Regions from separate parts of the Homo sapiens genome. Here region 1 is linked to region 2. Evidence: chromatin contacts called from ENCODE Hi-C data. All regions are on one chromosome and are shown on one strand. Each heading gives the region's core, a stretch centred on a gene start or an enhancer-like site at or near the end of the contact. The rest is flanking DNA. Distances are from core to core; before and after follow the strand shown.

Region 1 (2,700 bases), core at 40-2,539, 140 kb after region 2:
CCAATGTCTTAACTGCAAATTAATTTTCCTTCTATCTAATTCTAAAGAAAGAAACCAATCCCCTCAACCCTCAAAATAATGCTTTGGGTTTGTTGACTTTACCATTTAACCCAAATCTGATCATTATTGATTTTTAGATAATTTTGGAATACCTAATGGAGCATTGATTCAAATAAATGGCAACATATACTAGGAATATATCAAATTAATCTTTCATTTTTCTTCAGTAGTGATAGGTAGAAGTTATTTTGGTTAACATTTTTCTCAAGCTGAGAGCTGCTTAGGGCTTTGTTGGCTTGAGATTGATAAGCAGTGTGAAGATGTAGAGTGGTGACCCAGCTATTCTTATATGTGAAAACTTTCGATTGAGTTAGAAAAGTGTCATTCAAATCGAGCCCAGGCCCTATAACTTTGGACAATTTTATTAGTATTTTTGTTTTTTATTTTAGAGCAGCAATGTAGGGTAAGAAAGAACAAGAAATTGAAATCAACTGTCTCCTGAGTTCAGACTGATTTCACTGCTTGTTAGCTGTGTGATCAATAACAAGTGCCTTAGTCTTTCTGATCCCCAGTCGCCTGCAAAGTGAAAATAATGTTTAAATGCATTTTAATGGCTAAGTGACATGATACACGCAAATTATTTAAGAGAATGACTGACATGAGATTTGGCCGGGTGTGGTGGCTCATGCCTGTAATCCCAGCACTTTCGGATGCCGAGGCGGGCGGATCACAAGATCAGACGATTGAGATCATCCTGGCTAACATGGTGAAACCCCGTCTCTACTAAAAAAAAAAAATACAAAAAATTAGCCGGGCGTGGTGGCGGGCGCCTGTAGTCCCAGCTACTCGGGAGGCTGAGGCAAGAGAATGGCGTGAACCTGGGAGGCGGAGCTTGCAGTGAGCCAAGATCATGCCACTGCACTCCAGCCTGGGTGAAAGAGCGAGTCTCCATCTCGAAAAAAAAAAGACAATGAGTGACAAGAGATTAGTAATAAATGCTCCCATTCAAAAATGGGGTGGGGAGCTACAGCTCAATGACACGGACATCAGAACATCCTAAAATTGCTACTATTCTACAGAGAATTTTTAATGGACAAAATGGCAAGAAAATGAGTAGTGTATAAAGCTTGGGGATGGAGGATTGGATTTGAAACCAGGTCTGGAGGAGAAGGTAGAAAAGAAATGCGGAAGTGCTGGGTGCTTGGGGAGATGATGAGAAGCTTGAGTAGGAAGGCAATGCTCAGGAATTCCTGCAAGGCCTGTGACCAAGAAACAGCTCATGATTTTTCAATGTCTATTTTGAGAAGGGAGCTTTGGATTGCAGGGCAGTGGAAATGGGAAAATCGCTGGCCTTTAGAGCCTAGAAACAGCAAGGAGGACAAATAAAATGCTGAAAATGGAAAAAGAAACTGAAGTCATTTTTTTTTAGCTTCAGGCAAAAAGCCAATATGCACAAGAATAACTTCAGATTTTTCATTCAAATTTTTATGGCTAATCGCTCTTGTTGCTTGGGAGAGGAACCAGAGTTGACTCTAAAGTGGAACTTTGCGGGGGAGGGAAGATATGCCTGTTGTTTGCGCAGTTGTGTGTTTATTCAGGGCTTATATTTAGCTTTGTGCTCCAGGATGGCCTGACTGGTGTTTATGGCCAGTATCTGTTCTGATTGGCTGATCCCTTCTGGGCTGGTTGCTAAACATTTTGATTCCTTATAGAGGTGATGGAGTGTGTATGTACTTAATATATTTCCATGAGGTTGTAGGGCCGAGTATTTATTAATCTAAGTATTGGTTGTGCAAAATTAACTGATTAGCTTCTTCTTATTATTATTTTAAAGTTCTCTTTTTGAGGTGGTTTGTATAAATCTTACTCTTTCCTTGAGAAGTGAGCCCATTGTAGTAGGAGAGTCAGAGCTAAATACAGGCCTTTGTTTATCATCATTTCACGGCCTTGTCTTTCCTGGCTTCTTCCCACTCTCACTTGCTCTTGGCTGCTCATGGTCATTGCCAGAGGCCTGGAGAGCCCATATCTTTCATTGTTCCCCAGCTCCCAATCCCAATGCCTCTGGATTAGCTGGCCTGCCCTGTTTTTGACTTCCACAGACTGGCAACCACCCACCCTCTGTGTTTCTTCATTCTTTTTTGAGATTTTGTTTGGAAATTCTAGGATTTACATCAAAGCTTTTAAAACTTCACCCTTTAGGAACTCAAATTTTAAAAAATCAGTGTCCGTTAGCAGCTAAAGCCAGTGGGCTGAAAGCTTTTCTGAATCAGGAAGAGACAGGCTGAGTCTGAGTAGCTTCAAAGACCTGCTGTAAAATAATAATCTGCTGTTACTTCACTTATATTATTTATCAACATGTATTTAACTCTGATGGCTGCCATAGAGATCTGAATTTCCTGCAGATAGAAGACAGCAAGGAGGGAGCATAATCTCACAATTCCAGGGTATTAGACTGTCACACAGCATCACTTATGTCAGCCTATACCCATAAAAGAGAAGAAGTGTAATCAGTGTCATCAGAACAAGAAGCATATAAAAATGATTCAAACGTGTAATTCAAAAACAAATCACAATTTGAAAGTGGTTAACAAATGTTTTTGATATGCTCTGGAATGTATAGAGAGGGGAAAAGTGAATGATTTTCATACAGCCCAAAAATATCTGAGAAATCAGGATACTACCCAGCAAAATGAAAGTGGG
Region 2 (2,703 bases), core at 50-2,549:
TGGCACATGGTAGATGTTCAATAGACAGCTGATAAATTAATGAATGAATAACCACACTCATATCCACACTGGAAGGTGGTGTATATGGTTGTAGAGTGTGAGCTCTGGAGTCAGACTACCTGGGTTTGAATTTCAGATTTAGTAGCTAGGAGACTTTAGGCAGGTTACTTAGTTTCTCTGCCTCAGTTTTCTTATCTGTAAAGTAGGGATAAAATTCTCTCTCTTGAATTTCTTGTGAAGAGTAAATGAGTTAGTAAGTAATAAGGGCTAAGAATAGTGCCTAATACATATTAAGTACTCAATAAATGCTATTAAAGTATATTTCCATATGTAATCTCATTTTATCCTAACAACTATTTGGTGACATAAATGAGACAGGTATTTCTGGACCTAATAGCTGAGGAATCTCAGGTTCACAGGACTGCTAAGCAGTAGAGGGATGTCTAACATTCATTCTGATTCCAAGGTCTGATTTTTCTAGATTGAAGTTATTTGTTTAGTTTTGAAGGTGATTAAAAGACATTTAAAAAGAAAAGCAATTAGCTTTGATTTCAGTAAAGGTTATGGGTCTTGTAAAAGGTCAAAATCACTTTCTGTGGTTGAATGAGATGAAAAGAGGTTGAATGAAGTAACAAAGATAAGAACTGGTGCTACAGAAATAATGAGTCGTTATCAAAACACCTCAGTGTCTCGGGGAAGAGCGAAAGAAGCACTTTGGAATAACCAAGAGAAAGAATTAATCAATCTGATTTAAAACTGAATAATACCTTCTTTATTTTTCAGTGTTAGCACTGAGCTTTTGCTGAAAATTCACTTTGCTCTAAAATGGCCTAATTTTTCCTTTTAATTTGCATTTCCTTCCTGCCCAGATGCGACTGGCAGCAGCCCAGTGGTAGTTCCACTAAAGCAACTGTGCTACAGCACCTCAATTTGGATCTCAGAGCTGTCCTTTTACATTTGCTTCTTTGCATAATTTGTCAAACTTTGTAAGTTGCACAGCAAAATTCTGCCAATAAAGAACAGGAAGTTTGGGTCATCCTTCTGGGTTTACTGTTTTATATTTGTTTTTTCAGCAACTGGAGTCAAGCTCTGGTGAAAGTATTAACACATTAGCAGTTTGGAATTGCGCTCAAGGCTTCTGTTCAATGAATATGAAAAAACTGAGCAACAAGGAGACTTGGGCACATTATTTATACATTTGGTGAGCTCATTCACTCGCCCAGGGAAATCAGGCAGCACAGCCGCCAGCCCAAGGTTAATTTTGTTTTCTTCTCAGCCAGGAACAGGGTGTGCTATTACACAGAGAGAAATGAGGACTTTTTAATTGGCAAAGAGGAACTTCTGCTGCATAAAGAGGTATTCCAATCACTGGAGGTCAACAGAAATTCTTTCAGATTTTAAAATCTTGCTGTGTTCAAAGTTTAATGCAAAATCCTTCAAATTGCTAGTATTCAAAAACCCTGCATTAACTGTTTAGAAACAGAAGAGGGCACCTCATCATTCCTTATGCCAAATTTATTTATTTATTTTTTTAAGCGTGAACAGGAAACTGGCTTGCGAATGAAAATGAAAAACCACTTCCTTTTCCTAATGAATGAATGAAAAGATTCTGTTAATATTTTTAAAAGCTTAACTATGAGTAGAAAAGCTGTATTCACTTTCTAGTTTCAAGAGACCTCAGAGTTTAAGTTGGAGACTAGCCATAAAAAGTTTAATTCTATTATAAAGTGGCTGTCAAATACAATGCATTTAGATTTTAAACCAAGAGCCGCCTGGATATCCTTCTTTTCTATTGGCTAGGTAACCAGTTAATTAGGGTAACTCCTCCTTTCTTCTTCTCCTCATGTTTGAATCCCAGTTTTTCTCAGAATTAAATCTTTCTAAGCATCAGTGAATCTTTTAAATTTTATGCAAAATGTGTTTGTGTATTTTTCTAGAGGAAGTTTGGAGTTTTAATCAAATTATCTACCCTTTCCTGGGTTAAAACTCCAGGAAGTTTCCATGTTTAATTCTACCTTATGCTAATTGAGATTTTACTCTATATTCTGTCATAATAAATACTATTAGAATAAAAACCTTAGGACTTTTCTAATAATTTAAACCATAACTGTTATGGAATGTAGCAACAAACCTTTTGATTGTCTTTGATATTCTTTGTATTAAGTTTTAGACAGAGTCAAAAGGAAACTTTTCAGTCTAACCTAATCACTTTAATTACTGGTCCTAGAGGGTAGCACTGATTTGTCCTGGGTTACACGAGCAGTGAGCATGAGAATTCAGAAGTAATAGACCGGTCTTTTACCTTTACATTCTTTTAGTCTATATTCTTTTCTCTGAGTCATGCTTGGTTGAAAATTTGCACTGATTCATACATTTATGGAATCCTTATATTGCTCTGCTCACACATATGAGTTGCTTTTTTTTTTTAAGAGTTGAGGGTCTCACTATGTTGCCCAGGCTGGAGTACACTGACTATTCACAGGTGAGTTCATCGCTCACTGCAGCCTTGAACTCTTGGTTTGAAGTGAGCCTCCCTCCTTAGCCTCCTGAATAGCTGAGACTATAAGCACATGCCACCATACCTGGCTTCTGTGTTGTTTTGTGTTTTATACTTTGGTAGATAGTTTTATTCTCTAAGTGAACAGTTTAAAAGCAGCAAAATGCATGTTGTTTCTTTTCCAAGTTGTCTTTGTATGTAAGTTC

What was found. A loop is a pair of places that touch in the nucleus more often than their neighbours do. Pooled maps may share reads with other maps.
Region 1: a pooled map shows a loop between it and region 2 (4-fold over the local background). The contact joins two enhancer-like sites. A Hi-C loop is called at or near these places in 3 of 37 single-sample maps with no recorded cell type and 5 of 50 pooled maps.

Annotation. Positions count from the first base shown.
Region 1 is chr3:178,822,641-178,825,340 of GRCh38, reverse strand. All of the region lies in intron 2 of KCNMB2 (potassium calcium-activated channel subfamily M regulatory beta subunit 2), which reads right to left. All of the region lies in intron 2 of KCNMB2-AS1 (KCNMB2 antisense RNA 1), which reads left to right. Among named protein-coding and RNA genes, the nearest start is that of KCNMB2-AS1, 36 kb to the left of the region's middle. Within about 2 kb of position 1,289, at least 3 of the 41 ENCODE cell types and tissues checked have a DNase peak (open chromatin) inside an H3K27ac peak, as active enhancers do.
Region 2 is chr3:178,965,532-178,968,234 of GRCh38, reverse strand. All of the region lies in intron 1 of LOC124906307 (a long non-coding RNA gene), which reads left to right. Among named protein-coding and RNA genes, the nearest start is that of ZMAT3, 100 kb to the left of the region's middle. Within about 2 kb of position 1,299, at least 8 of the 41 ENCODE cell types and tissues checked have a DNase peak (open chromatin) inside an H3K27ac peak, as active enhancers do.